Linked DNA regions of Homo sapiens: region 1 is linked to region 2. Evidence: chromatin contacts called from ENCODE Hi-C or POLR2A ChIA-PET data. All regions are on one chromosome and are shown on one strand. Each heading gives the region's core, a stretch centred on a gene start or an enhancer-like site at or near the end of the contact. The rest is flanking DNA. Distances are from core to core; before and after follow the strand shown.

The links. A loop is a pair of places that touch in the nucleus more often than their neighbours do. ChIA-PET counts read pairs that join two places held with the same protein, here RNA polymerase II (POLR2A). Pooled maps may share reads with other maps.
Region 1: a pooled map shows a loop between it and region 2 (2.9-fold over the local background). The contact joins the promoter of ICAM1 here to the enhancer-like site in region 2. A Hi-C loop is called at or near these places in 3 of 50 pooled maps. POLR2A ChIA-PET finds 5 or more read pairs at or near these places in 8 of 52 experiments (A673, GM10248, GM12878 and 5 more).

Annotation. Positions count from the first base shown.
Region 1 is chr19:10,269,673-10,276,183 of GRCh38, forward strand. ICAM1 (intercellular adhesion molecule 1) reads left to right here and starts at 1,448. Exons shown (of 7, transcript NM_000201.3): 1 at 1,448-1,554; 2 at 5,093-5,356. The coding sequence starts at 1,488. The region is part of intron 1 of LIMASI (lncRNA inflammatory and mucous response associated, antisense to ICAM1); the gene reads right to left. RefSeq lists enhancers at 1,010-1,099, 2,010-2,249.
Region 2 is chr19:10,217,174-10,224,199 of GRCh38, forward strand. S1PR2 (sphingosine-1-phosphate receptor 2) reads right to left here. Exons shown (of 2, transcript NM_004230.4): 2 at 4,260-7,026. The coding sequence ends at 6,671. It also overlaps the pseudogene LOC103689916. Among named protein-coding and RNA genes, the nearest start is that of MIR4322, 9.7 kb to the right of the region's middle. RefSeq lists enhancers at 2,393-2,893, 2,534-2,583, 2,714-2,943, 2,894-3,394, 3,164-3,243. Within about 2 kb of position 2,703, at least 2 of the 41 ENCODE cell types and tissues checked have a DNase peak (open chromatin) inside an H3K27ac peak, as active enhancers do; they include GM12878, where a contact is called at or near this core.

The sequences.
Region 1 (6,511 bases), core at 198-2,697, 51 kb after region 2:
AGAACCCGTGGCGCAGGATTTTCCCAGGCCTTCTGAGGACCAGGGGCGTCCCCCGTCCCACCCTGTGACTTTGCTCAGGCCGTTCCGGGGCGGGAATTCAGAACTCCTCAGCCCCCCAAGAAAAAAATATCCCCGTGGAAATTCCTTGGGAATGACCGAGGCGGGGGAAATATGCGTCTCTGGATGGCCAGTGACTCGCAGCCCCCTTCCCCGATAGGAAGGGCCTGCGCGTCCGGGGACCCTTCGCTTCCCCTTCTGCTGCGCGACCTCCCTGGCCCCTCGGAGATCTCCATGGCGACGCCGCGCGCGCCCCACAACAGGAAAGCCTTAGGCGGCGCGGCTTGGTGCTCGGAGACTTAAGAGTACCCAGCCTCGACGTGGTGGATGTCGAGTCTTGGGGTCACACGCACAGGCGGTGGCCAAGCAAACACCCGCTCATATTTAGTGCATGAGCCTGGGTTCGAGTTGCCGGAGCCTCGCGCGTAGGGCAGGGGTTCGAGCGCCCCTTCTCCCTGCCTCGCCTCTGCGCCTGGGGGCTGCTGCCTCAGTTTCCCAGCGACAGGCAGGGATTTCGAGCGTCCCCCTCCCCTCCCTCGTCAAGATCCAAGCTAGCTGCCTCAGTTTCCCCGCGGAGCCTGGGACGCCAGCGGAGGGGCTCGGCGCGTAGGGATCACGCAGCTTCCTTCCTTTTTCTGGGAGCTGTAAAGACGCCTCCGCGGCCAAGGCCGAAAGGGGAAGCGAGGAGGCCGCCGGGGTGAGTGCCCTCGGGTGTAGAGAGAGGACGCCGATTTCCCCGGACGTGGTGAGACCGCGCTTCGTCACTCCCACGGTTAGCGGTCGCCGGGAGGTGCCTGGCTCTGCTCTGGCCGCTTCTCGAGAAATGCCCGTGTCAGCTAGGTGTGGACGTGACCTAGGGGGAGGGGCATCCCTCAGTGGAGGGAGCCCGGGGAGGATTCCTGGGCCCCCACCCAGGCAGGGGGCTCATCCACTCGATTAAAGAGGCCTGCGTAAGCTGGAGAGGGAGGACTTGAGTTCGGACCCCCTCGCAGCCTGGAGTCTCAGTTTACCGCTTTGTGAAATGGACACAATAACAGTCTCCACTCTCCGGGGAAGTTGGCAGTATTTAAAAGTACTTAATAAACCGCTTAGCGCGGTGTAGACCGTGATTCAAGCTTAGCCTGGCCGGGAAACGGGAGGCGTGGAGGCCGGGAGCAGCCCCCGGGGTCATCGCCCTGCCACCGCCGCCCGATTGCTTTAGCTTGGAAATTCCGGAGCTGAAGCGGCCAGCGAGGGAGGATGACCCTCTCGGCCCGGGCACCCTGTCAGTCCGGAAATAACTGCAGCATTTGTTCCGGAGGGGAAGGCGCGAGGTTTCCGGGAAAGCAGCACCGCCCCTTGGCCCCCAGGTGGCTAGCGCTATAAAGGATCACGCGCCCCAGTCGACGCTGAGCTCCTCTGCTACTCAGAGTTGCAACCTCAGCCTCGCTATGGCTCCCAGCAGCCCCCGGCCCGCGCTGCCCGCACTCCTGGTCCTGCTCGGGGCTCTGTTCCCAGGTGAGTCGGGGTGGGGATTGCCGTCGGGCCAGTTCTCCGAAGCCCCGGGAGGACCGGCTCCCGGGTCAGGTCATGCATGCTTAGGTAGCTGTTTATGGGAAGGAGGGGCTAGAGACAGCGATTGAAAGGCAACAGCCAGTAGGTTCGAATCCAGACCCTGCATACCTCCACGTGTGGCCTTGGGCTATAGATTGCAGCTTTAAAAAAGGGTAGGGGGTTGGAGATGGAGGGGAGGGGCGGGCCTCGTTTTGTTGCCCAGGCCGGTCTTGAACTCCGGGGGTCTAGCCTTACCTCCTGCCTCAGCCTCCCGAGTAGCTGGGATGAGAGGTGTGAACCACCGCCTTGCTTGGCTAGATTGCGTCTCTTACAGTTTCTCAGCTGTAAAACGGGAAACGTTATAGCGGCCACCTGGCAGGGTATCTTGGCCCAGCGCAGCACCTGGCCCCAGGACTCGATCATGATGGTTTGGGAACTTGGCTCTGTGCCAACCCAACAAGGCTTAAGGGACCCCCACCCCCCTCAAGATGTATATTCTGTTCCTCATCCTCTCTGCCCCTGGGGAAGTCCAGGGCTGCTTCTACTTGGGGGAATTCCAGAGCTGACTTATCCGTGGCCCAAAGCTGAGAAGTGGGACGCCCCAGCACACCCTCCCCCAGCTCCAGCCCAGCTAGGGAAGAGGGAAGGGGTCAGAGGGTCTTTCATGGTGGTGTAAGTTTGGGGAACCAGGAGGGTGGGAGATTGACAGCTTGGTTAACAGCTCAACAAAGCCTGAGATCCAGGCCAGCACGGTAGTTCATGCCAGTAATCCCAACACTTTAGGAGCCCCAGGCGGGCGAATCACTTAAGGTCAGGAGTTTGAGACCAGCCTGGCCAACATGGCAACATCCCGTCTCTACTAAAAATACAAAAATTAGCTGGCATGGTGGTGGGCGCCTGTGATCCCAGCTGCTCGGGAGGCTGAGGGAGGAAAATCCCTTAAGCCCACGAGGCTGAGGTTGCAGTGAACCAAGATTGTGCCACTGCACTCCAGCCTGGGAGACATAGCGAGATTCTGTCTCAAAAAACAAAGCGTTCTGATCCGGACTCAGACCCAGATCGCACTGCTTTCTAGCTGAGTAACCATTTCTCTCTATGAAATGGGAATGGTCCCAGAATCTCCCTTGGAGAATGTATGGAGCCAGTGTCCTCACACCCCCATCCAAGATAGAACAAATCTGAGACAGGAATCTTTGAGTGAGGCAGTGCTGGGCTCAGACATTTTTTCCCACCTTCGGAGGCAGCAGAATCTGAGGGACCTGATCCAAATAAGCCCCTTCTTTCTTTCTTTTCTTTTCTTTTTTTTTTTTTTTTTTTTTTGAGACGGAGTCTCACTCTGTCGCCCAGGCTGGAGTGCAGTGGCGTGATCTCGGCTCACTGCAACCTCTGCCTCCCAGGTTCAAACGATTCTCCTGCCTCAGCCTCCCTGAGTAGCTGGGACTACAGGCATGTGCCATCACACCCGGCTAATCACTGTGTTAGCCAGGATGGTCTCGATTTCCTGACCTCATGATCTGCCCACCCTGCCTCCCAAAGTGCTGGGATTACATGCGTGAGCCACAGTGCCCACCCCGTAAGCCCCTTCTTTCTTACCTGCAAGGTAGCCAGTTGCTACCCATCCTGTGCTGAGTTACTTGTATTAGCAAGGGATGGGGTGGCTATACTCACCCACCTTACAGATGGGGAAATTGAGGCCCAAAGAGGGGGAAACTACGTGTCTCAGGGAGTGAGGAGCCAGTCTGATTCCTGGAGGGCTGACTGTCTCCACCTGACTTCTTAGGAGGGAGGAGGGCACCAACTTCACATTAAAATCTGGTTGGACACAGTGGCTCACACCTGTAATCCTGGCATTTTGGGAGGCTTAGGCGGGAGGATCACTTGAGGCCAGGAGTTTGAGACCAGCCTTAGCAACATAGTGAGACCCCATCTCTACAAAAATGTTTTTCAGGGCCAGGCGCGGTGGCTCACACCTATAATCCCAGCACTTTGGGAGGCTGAGGCGGGCGGATTACCTGAGGTCAGGAGTTTGAGACCAGCCTGACCAACATGGAGAAACCCCGTCTCTACTAAAAGTACAAAATTACCCGGGCGTGGTGGCGCATGCCTGTAATCCCAGCTACTCGGGAGGCTGAGGCAGGAGAATCGCTTGAACCTGGGAGGCGGAGGTTGCGGTGAACTGAGATCGTGCCATTGCACTCCAGCCTGGGCAACAAGAGCTAAACTCCGTCTCAAAAAAAAAAAAATGTTTTTCAAATATTAGCCGGGTATGGTGGTGTCCTGTAGTCCCAGCTACTTGGGAGGCTGAGATGGGAGGATCACTTGAGCCCAGGAGTTCAAGGTTACAGTGAGCTATGATTGTGCCACTGTATTCCAGCCTGGGTAACAGAGGGAGACCCGTTTAAAAAAAAAAAAGTGATGGCTAAAGTCCTTCCATGGCTCCCTATTGCCCTCAGTATAAAGAACACATGTGGCTGGGCGTGGTGGTTCACGCCTGTAATCCCAGCACTTTGGGAGGCTGAGGCGGGCGGATCACTTGAGGCCAGGAGTTTGAGAGCAGGCTGGCCGACGTGGCGAAACCCCGTCTCTATTAAAAATACAAAAATTAGCTGGGCGTGGTGGTGCTTGCCTGTAATCCCAGATACTCTGGAGGCTGAGGCAGGAGAATCACTTGAACCCGGGAGGCAAAGGTTGCAGTGAGCTGAGATTGCGCCACTGCACTCCAGTCTGAGTGACAAAGCGAGACTCCATCTCAAAAAAAAAAAAAATAAAAGAACACATCTTTAGCATGGCCTTCAGTGCTCACGGGATCTTCCTGAATTAATCTCCCCCTCTTCATCCTTGCTCACTCAGCTCCAGCCACCCTGCCCCGGGACATCTGTACTTGCCTGGAACTTATTTCCCTTTTCTCCGGACAGCCAGCCCTTTCTCGTCATTTAGATCTCTGCTGAAACATTACCCTGTCACCAAAGCACTGTCTATTCTATCACCCTGTTTTGTTTTTGTCAAAGCTCATATTAACATCAGTTATTAATTATCTTGTTTGCTCATAATTTTTTTTTTTTTTTTTTTGGAGACAGAGTCTCGTTCTGTTGCTCAGGCTGGAGTGCAGTGGCACAATCTTGGCTCACTGTAACCTCCACCTCCCAGGTTCAAGTGATTCTTGTGCCTCAGCCTCCCAAATAGCTAGGACTACAGGCACGTCCCACCATGCCCAGCTAATTTTTGTATTTTTAGTGGAGACGGGGCTTTGTCATGTTGGCCAGGCTGATCTCAAATTCCTGACCTCAAGTGATCTGCCCGCCTTGGCCTCCCAAAGTGCTGGGATTACAGGCGTGAGCCACCACACCCGGCCTGCTCATGAATTTTCTCTTTAACTTCCACATCGAAGGCAAAGTATTGTCTTGTTAAGGCTGTGCCTCCAGCACCCAGCACAGGCTGGGCGCACATTCCCTTGATGAACCTGATTTGTAATGCCTGTCGCCTCTTCCCTCGTTTCTTCTAGGACCTGGCAATGCCCAGACATCTGTGTCCCCCTCAAAAGTCATCCTGCCCCGGGGAGGCTCCGTGCTGGTGACATGCAGCACCTCCTGTGACCAGCCCAAGTTGTTGGGCATAGAGACCCCGTTGCCTAAAAAGGAGTTGCTCCTGCCTGGGAACAACCGGAAGGTGTATGAACTGAGCAATGTGCAAGAAGATAGCCAACCAATGTGCTATTCAAACTGCCCTGATGGGCAGTCAACAGCTAAAACCTTCCTCACCGTGTACTGTGAGTAACTGAGCCCGGAGGGCTGGACTAGGCAGACCCGGTGGGAGAGACGTGCAGGGGCACCTGCAGAGGCCTGGGGGAATCTTTGCCACTTGCTCGTAGGGTCAAGGAGGGGCTCCTTGCAGGGCAGGTGGGGACATCCTTGGAAAGTCCCTTTGTGAATTTCTTTGGGTACAATTAAAGTATTTACAGGCTGGGTGCGGTGGCTCATGCCTGTAATCCCAGCACTTTGAGAGGCTGAGGCTGGCGGATCACCTGAGATCAGGAGTTTAAGTTTCGCCAACATGGCGAAACCCTGTCTCTGCTGAAAATACAAAAATCAGCCGGGCATGGTGTCAAGCGCCTGTAATCCCAGCTACTTGGAAGGCTGAGGCAGGAGAACGCTTGAACCTGAGAGGCAGAGATTGCAGTGAGCCGCGATCGTGCCAGTGCACTCCAGTCTGGATAACAGAGCAAGATTCCATCTCAAGAAAAAAAAAATGCCATCTCTCTATGCCTCACTCTTTGAACATATGACACGGTCCTGCTTCAGACACTTTAATAAAAGATGCAAATTAAGCCAAGTGTGGTGGCTTGTACCTATAATCCCAACTACTCCAGAGGCTGAGGCAGAAGGATGGTTTGAGCCCAGGAGTTTGAGACCAGCCTGGGCAACAGAGTGAGACCCTGTTTCTTTCTTTTTTTTTTTTTTTTTTTTGAGACGGAGTCTCACTCTGTCGCCCAGGCTGGAGTGCAGTGGTGTGATCTCGGCTCACTGCAAGCTCCGCCTCCCGGGTTCACGCCATTCTCCTGCCTCAGCCTCCCGAGTAGCTGGGACTACAGGCGCCTGCCACCATGCCCGGCTCATTTTTTTGTATTTTTAGTAGAGACGGGGTTTCACTGTGTTAGCCAGGATGGTCTCAATCTCCTGACCTAGTGGTCCGCCCGCCTCGGCCTCCCAAAGTGCTGGGATTACAGGTGTAAGCCACTGTGCCCATCCAAGACCCTGTTTCTACCGGAAAAAAAAAGTAAATAATTTAGCTGGGCATCGTGGTGTGCACCTGTAATCCCAGCTGCTCCTGAGGCTGTGATGGGAGGATTGCTTTAACCCAGGGGTTCGAATCCTAGGAGTTCGAATCCATCCTAGGCAACATAGCAAAACCCCATTTTTATTTA
Region 2 (7,026 bases), core at 1,453-3,952:
GGAGCTCAGACCATGGTTGTACTTGCACTGCTTTGGGGCCTCATTGAAGCCCTCACACAGGGACAGGTCATTCTCAGTGGTCGAACAGTCCAGGAACTGCCTGATCTTGTAGGTGCAGAGCCCCATCTGTAGGGGCTGGGAGGCAGCACCGGTGGGGGTCTGACTGGCCAGTCGGCCACACTGTGGCTTCCCCAAGGCCTGGTGGCTGTGGTGAGACCTTATTATATTAGATATTAGATATTATTATATTAGATATTAGAGACGGCAATGGCGGCAGCAGTTCTGTCGCAGGGACAAATGCCGCCCCCCCTTTTTTTTTTTTTTGAGATGCAGTTTCGCTCCTGTTGCCCAGGCTGGAGTGCAAAGGCGCGATCTTGGCTCACTGCAACCTCTGCCTCCCGGGTTCAAGCAATTCTCCAGCCTCAGCCTCCCCGGTAGCTATGATTACAGGCGCTCGCCACCACGCCCAGCTAATTTTTTTTTTTGAGACAGAGTCTCACTCTGTTGCCCAGGCTGGAGTGCAGTGGCGCAATCTCGGCTCACTGCAACCTCCATCCCCCGGGTTCAAGAATTCTCCTGCCTCAGCCTCCCTAGTAGCTGCGACTACAGGTGCGTGCCACCACGCCCAGCTAGCTTTTGTATTTTTAGTAGAGACAGGGTTTCACCATGTTGGCCAGGCTGGTCTTGAACTCCTGACTTCATGATCCACCCGTCTTGGCCTCCCAAAGTGCTGGGATTGCAGGCATGATCCCAGGTGTAATCCCAAAATTAGGCACATGGCCTAATTTTGTATTTTTAGTAGAGATAGGGTTTCACCATGCTGGCCAGGCTGGTTTCAAACTCTTGACCTTGGCTGGGCACAGTGGCTCACGCCTGTAATCCCAGCACTTTGGGAGGCCTAGGCAAGCAGATCACTTGAGGCCAGGAGTTCGACACCAGCCTGACCAACATGATGAAACCCCCGTCTCTACTATAAATACAAAAATTAGCCAGGCTTGGTGGCACATGCCTGTAATGCCAGCTACTCGGGAGGCTGAGGCAGGAGAATCACTTGAACTCAGGAGGTGGAGGTTGTAGTGAGTCGAGATCACATCATTGCACTCCAGCCTGGGCATCAGAATAAGACTCCGTCTCAAAAACAAAACAAAACAAAACAAAAAAACTCCTGACCTCAGGTGATCTGCCCACCTCGGCCTCCCAAAGTGGTGGGATTACAGGCATGAGCCACCGTGCCCGGCCCTATTTTATTTTCTTCCTAGCACTTAACACTCACTGAAATGACCATCATTTGCTTTTGTTTTATTTATTCAACAAGTATTTACTGAGGACCTACTGTGTGTAGGCATTCCAGGCAGAGGGAACAGCAGGTGCAAAGGCCCTGGGGTGGGAACATGCCAAGTAGTGTTTAAGATGTTAGAGATAGCCAGGCATGGTGGCTCATGCCTGTAATCCCAGCACTTTGGGAGGCTGAGGTGGGAGGAGCACTGAGCCCAGGAGTTTGAGAGCAGCCTGGGCAACATGGTGAAACCCTGTCTCTACAAACAATACAAAAAAGCAGGCCAGTGTGTTGGCACATACCTGTAGTTCCACCTACTTGGGAGATTGAGGTGGGAGGATGGCTTGAGCCCAGGAGGTCAAGGCTGCGGTGAGCTGTGATTACGTCACTGCACTCCAGCCTGGGTGACAGAGTCAGACCCTGTATCAAAAAAAAAAAAAAAGTTAGAGAGCCATAAATAGCCAGGCAAGTTGGCTCACACCTGTAATCTCAGCACTTTGGGAGGTTGAGGCAGGCAGATCTCTTAAGCCTAGGAGTTCAAGACCAGCCTGGGCAACATGGAAGAATCATGTCTCTACAAAAAAAGAAAATTAGCAGGCTTATAATCCCAGTTACTAGGAAGCCTGAGGTGGAAGTATCACCTGAGCCCATGAGCCCAGGAGGTTGAGGCTGTAGTGAGCTGTGATTGCACCACTGCACTTGAGCCTGGGTAACAGAGTAAGACCTTGTCTCAAAAAAAAACAAAAAAACAACACTGGAGATACATTAGTAAATAAGGCAGGTGCAGTCCTATATTCACAGTGCTTGTATTTTAATGGGGGTAGAGACAGATAAATTGATACATATTAGGTTGGTGCTAAAATCATTGCGGTTTTTGCCATTAAAAGTCATTGTAGGCTGGGCACGGTAGCTCACGCCTGTAATCCCAGCACTTTGGGGGGCCGAGGTGGGTGGATCACAAGGTCAGGAGATTGAGACCATCCTGGCTAACACGGTGAAACCCTGTCTCTACTAAAAAAAAAAAATACAAAAAATTAGCCTGGTATGGTGGCGGGCACTAGTAGTCCCAGCTACTCAGGAGGCTGAGGCAGGAGAATGGCGTGAACCCAGGAGGCGGAGTTTGCAGTGAGCCGAGATCGGGCCATACACTCTAGCCTGGGTGACAGAGCGAGACTCCATCTCAAAAAAAAAAAAAAGTCATTGCGGTTTTTGCCATTAAAAGAAATAGCAAAAGTCATTGCAATTTTTGCTATTAAAGGTAATGGCAAAAACCGCAATGACTTTTGCACCAACTTAATAATATATACTGCCAGGTAATAAGCAAGTGACTCCTTTCTGAGGAGGTGGCATTTGAGCAGAGTCCTGAAGGGGGAGATAGAGAACCCTGTGGGTACTTGGGGAAAATCTATTGACTCCAGCCTGGCCTGTGCCTTTTTCCCCCACCCCACCCCCCATCCCATCTAGGGTTCAGGTTTCCAAACAGAGGTTGTTGTCTCAACTGCTAGAGAAGGGGAATTCCGATGGGGGTTGCAGGCCCTCAGCCTCTGCGGTCTGCCTTCTCTCCCACTGGCTGTCCTAGTCTTTGAGCTGGTGTTGCTGTGTGGGGCTCCAGCTTGGGTGCCTAGGGTCCCCCATCAAAGGGTTCATGCCTGAAATCCCAGCACTTTGGGAGGCCAAGGTGGAGGCAGGAGGATCGCTTGAGCCCAGGAGTTCGAGACCAGCCTGGGCAACATAGGGAGACCCCCCATCTCTACAAAAAAAAAAAAAAAAAAAATTAGCCAGGCATGGTGGTGCATGTCTGTGGTCCCAGCTACTTGGGAGGCTGAAGTGAACCATGATGGCACCAACTGCACTACAGCCTAGGCAACAGAGCAAGACCCTGTCTTAAAAAACAAACAAACAAAAAAACTCTAGACTTTTCTTCAAAGGAGCCACTGAGCCGGCTGCCTGCAGACAAAAGAGAAGAGTATCACCAGGGAACCCACCGAGGGACCCACCCGAGGCTGCATCCTATCTTGGCTTCTCCTGGTTCTTGATGAACTTCGTGGCTCCTCCTTCCATGGCAAAGAGGGAGCTAAGTGGCCTCTCTCTGTCTTTTTTTTTGCTCTGCTCTGTCGCGCAGGCTGGAGTGCAGTGCCGTGATCTTGGCTCACTGCATTCTCCACCTCCCGGATTCAAGCAATTCTCTTGCCTCAGCTTCCTGAGTAGCTGGGACTACAGGCACCCGCCACCACACCCAGCTAATTTTTGTATTTTTTGCAGAGACGGGGTTTCCCTATGTTGGCAGGCTGGTCTCGAACTCCTGATCTCAAGTGACCCACCCACCTCAGCCTCCCAAAGTGCTGGAATTATAGGAGTGAGCCACTGCACTCAGCTGAGTGGCCTTTCTCTAGCCCAGTGGTGGATCCAGTATGGTCTGGAGTCAGCCTGCTTGGGTTCAAATCCAGACAGGCGCTACCCCGACTAGCGCTGTGTGACTCTGAGCAGTTTGCTTGATCTCTCTGAACTCACACCTCCATAAGAGTTTATAGTAACTTCCACCTCCTGAGCAGTCAAGTCTTTATGCCTGGAAAGTGCTCGGTGAAGATCAGCCATTACTTTTGGGAACACCGTGTCTAAGGGTGGGTATCTGGGTTCTTTGTAGCCCCCTCAAACCATCTCTCCAGCTCCCCGGGAGGCACATACAATTGGGAGGATGTAGGAGCCTCCCACCACCTGCCAGGCTGTCTCCTTCAGAGAAAGCAGGGAGATCCCAGACCGAGTTAATCCCTGGGAGGTGCAGGTGAGTTGCCCCTGGGAAAGATCCCGGTTGACCTCTGTTTTCTCCTGGCTCAGGCCGGGTTAAGGGTGTCAGGAGCACAGAATGGGAAGGTTGGCAAAGGATGAGTTACTCAGGCAGCAGCCCCCCTCCTGTTCCATCCAGCCCAGCCATGGGGCGCTCCTGGGGGAAATTGCTCCCCGAAAAGACACACCAACCACAGGAAACAGAAATTGAACCGTTTATTAGCCTAGGTCTGGGTTTCAGGCATTGCGGAGGCACGTCTGGGGAGCTCTATGAGGGGAAACAAGCCCCTGACTGGCTCCTTGCCCCCCAAAGACCCGCTCCCCCAGGCTTTGCATTCACAAGAAATTACTCTGAGGCATGAGGTTTCCTTCCCCAAGGTGAGCTGCACCCCAGCTCTCCAGTGGGAGGATGGGCCAGCAATTCCAAAGGGGTCTGGGCAGGACCAGAGCTCCCCGACTTTGGCAGCTTCAACACAAACATGAGCAGACAGGACAGCATTCATTCTGGGGGAAATGTGACGAGGAGAGGAGGGTCACAGACATCACGCCTATGTGCACACGCGCGCGCGCACACACATACACACACACACACATAAATATACGTTTGTACCGTAACATCCCTTCCATTATCCACAGGTTTTTGTGAAGTCCTTCTGGGGGGTTAGGGGAGAGTGTCCCCAGGAAATGTCCCTAGCCACTGCCACCCCCATGCTCCATTCTATATAACTTGAAAGAAGAAGGCCGGGCACAGTGGCTCACGCCTGTAATCCCAGCAATTGGGGAGGCCGAGGCGGGCGGATCACTTGAGGTCAGGAGTTTGAGACCAGCCTGGCCAACGTAGTGAAACCCTGTCTCTACTAAAAATACAAAAATTAGCCAGACATGGTGGCAGGTGCCTGTAGTCCCAGCTACTCGAGAGGCTGAAGCAGGAGAATCGCTTGAACCCGGGAGGTGGAGGTGGCAGTGAACGGAGATTGAACCACTGCCACCTCAGCCTGGGTGACACAGTGAGACTCCATCTCAAAAACAAAACAAAAATCTTGAAACTGTCTCAAAAAAAAAATCTTGAAAGAAGACACAGCGGGGTTCTTGAAAGAAGACACAGAGAAGGCTCAAGGCTTCTCTCTGCCTTGCTCAGGAGACCTGGTACCTTAGCTGGGGCTGCAGGTGTGGAGCTGAGAATAGCTTGGGGGGTGGCTGTTTTTGAAAGGAGGGTGTCTGTGCAAATATCACACCCAGAATTTTCTCAAGTTGCGCCTTGCATCAAGAGTCCCAAAGTCCTCCCCAGCCACCCAAACTCGTTTTTCTCACTTTTGGTGATTATTCTGTGCCCCAAATAGTGCAACTGAGCAATGAGGTCTGAGAATGAGGAATGGACCTCAGCCGCCATCCCCTCCCCACCTCCAGCCGTGGTTTCCGGGCCTCAGAGAGACGGGGAGAAGTCGTCAAGTGGCAGCTGATGAAATTTGGGGAAGCTGTGGATTTGGGCTCTGGATGGTCAGAGAGGAGGCCTCTAGCTCCTCAGGACAGTGGTTCTGTAGTCGCACGAAGTTGCCCAGAGAAGGTGGCAGGAGGAATACATTCGAAAAGGAGAAATCGGTGCAGGACTAGGGGCCAGGGAAGAAAATGCAGAAATTCTTTGTACCGCCAGGTGAGGTGGCTTACGCCTGTAATCCCACACTTTGGGAGGCCAACACGGGCGGATCATGAGGTCAGGAGTTCGAGACCAGCCTGGCCAACATGGTGAAACCCCGTCTCTACTAAAAATACAAAAAAAAAAAAAATTACCTGGGCGTGGTGGTAGGCACCTGTAATCCCAGCTACTCAGGAGGCTCAGGCTGGAGAATCGCTTGAACCTGGGAGGTGGAGGTTGCAGTGAGCTGAGACCGTACCACTGCACTCTCCAGCCTGGGCAACAGAGCGAGACTTCATCTCAAAAAAAAAAAAAAAAAAAAAAAAAAAAAAAAAAAAAGCCGGGCACGGTGGCTCACGCCTGTAATCCCAGCACTTTGGGAGGCCGAGGCGGGCGGATCACGAGGTCAGGAGATCAAGACCATCCTGGCTAACACGGTGAAACCCCATCTCTACTAAAGGTACAAAAAATTAGCCAGGTGTGGTGGCAGGCGCCTATAGTCCCAGCTACTTGGGAGGCTGAGGCAGGAGAACGACATGAACCCAGGAGGCGGAGCTTGCGGTGAGCCGAGATCACGCCACTGCACTCCAGCCTGGGCAGCAGTGCAAGATTCCGTCTCAAAAAAAAAAAAAAATCCTTTGTACCAGGTGGTAAAGTGCTCCTGCCCTGAGCTCCCCTTAAATGCTGCCTGCCCTCACCCTGGCTCTTCACAGGTCCCCTGCCCTGGCCTCCCCAGGATCCAGTTCTAAAGGGGTCACACTAGCCACTGGACTGGCCCTCAGGACCGCACTGCAACACTGCTATGTGACTAGTCAGTGCCTTATCTGGCCTTTCCAGGTGTGAAATATTTGCAACATCACCCAGGTCTGTGGGGCGGGGGCATCTGGCTCAGTAGCCCCAAGTCTCTATCTGGGGTCACCCAGTGGCCTCTCCATGAACCCCTCTGCCCTGGCCTGGTTGTTGGTCCACCCCCACCCTCAGACCACCGTGTTGCCCTCCAGAAACGTGGGTGACGTGGGCATGTGCATGCCCCTCTCCAGGGAGCTGGAGCTGCGGAGTGGCAGGAGGTGGTGGCCCGGGGTCCCGCCCCGCCTCCGTCCTTGCACCCCCACCCCCGGCCTCCAGCACTGCAGCGGCCGAAGCACCTCCCGCCGCAGGTCCCGGCTGCGCCACGTGTAGATGACGGGGTTGAGCAGGGAATTCAGGGTGGAGACGGCGAAAAAGTAGTGGGCTTTGTAGAGGATCGGGCAGGAGTGGACGGGACAGGCATAGTCCAGAAGGAGGATGCTGAAGGCGGGCAGCCAGCAGACGATAAAGACGCCTAGCACGATGG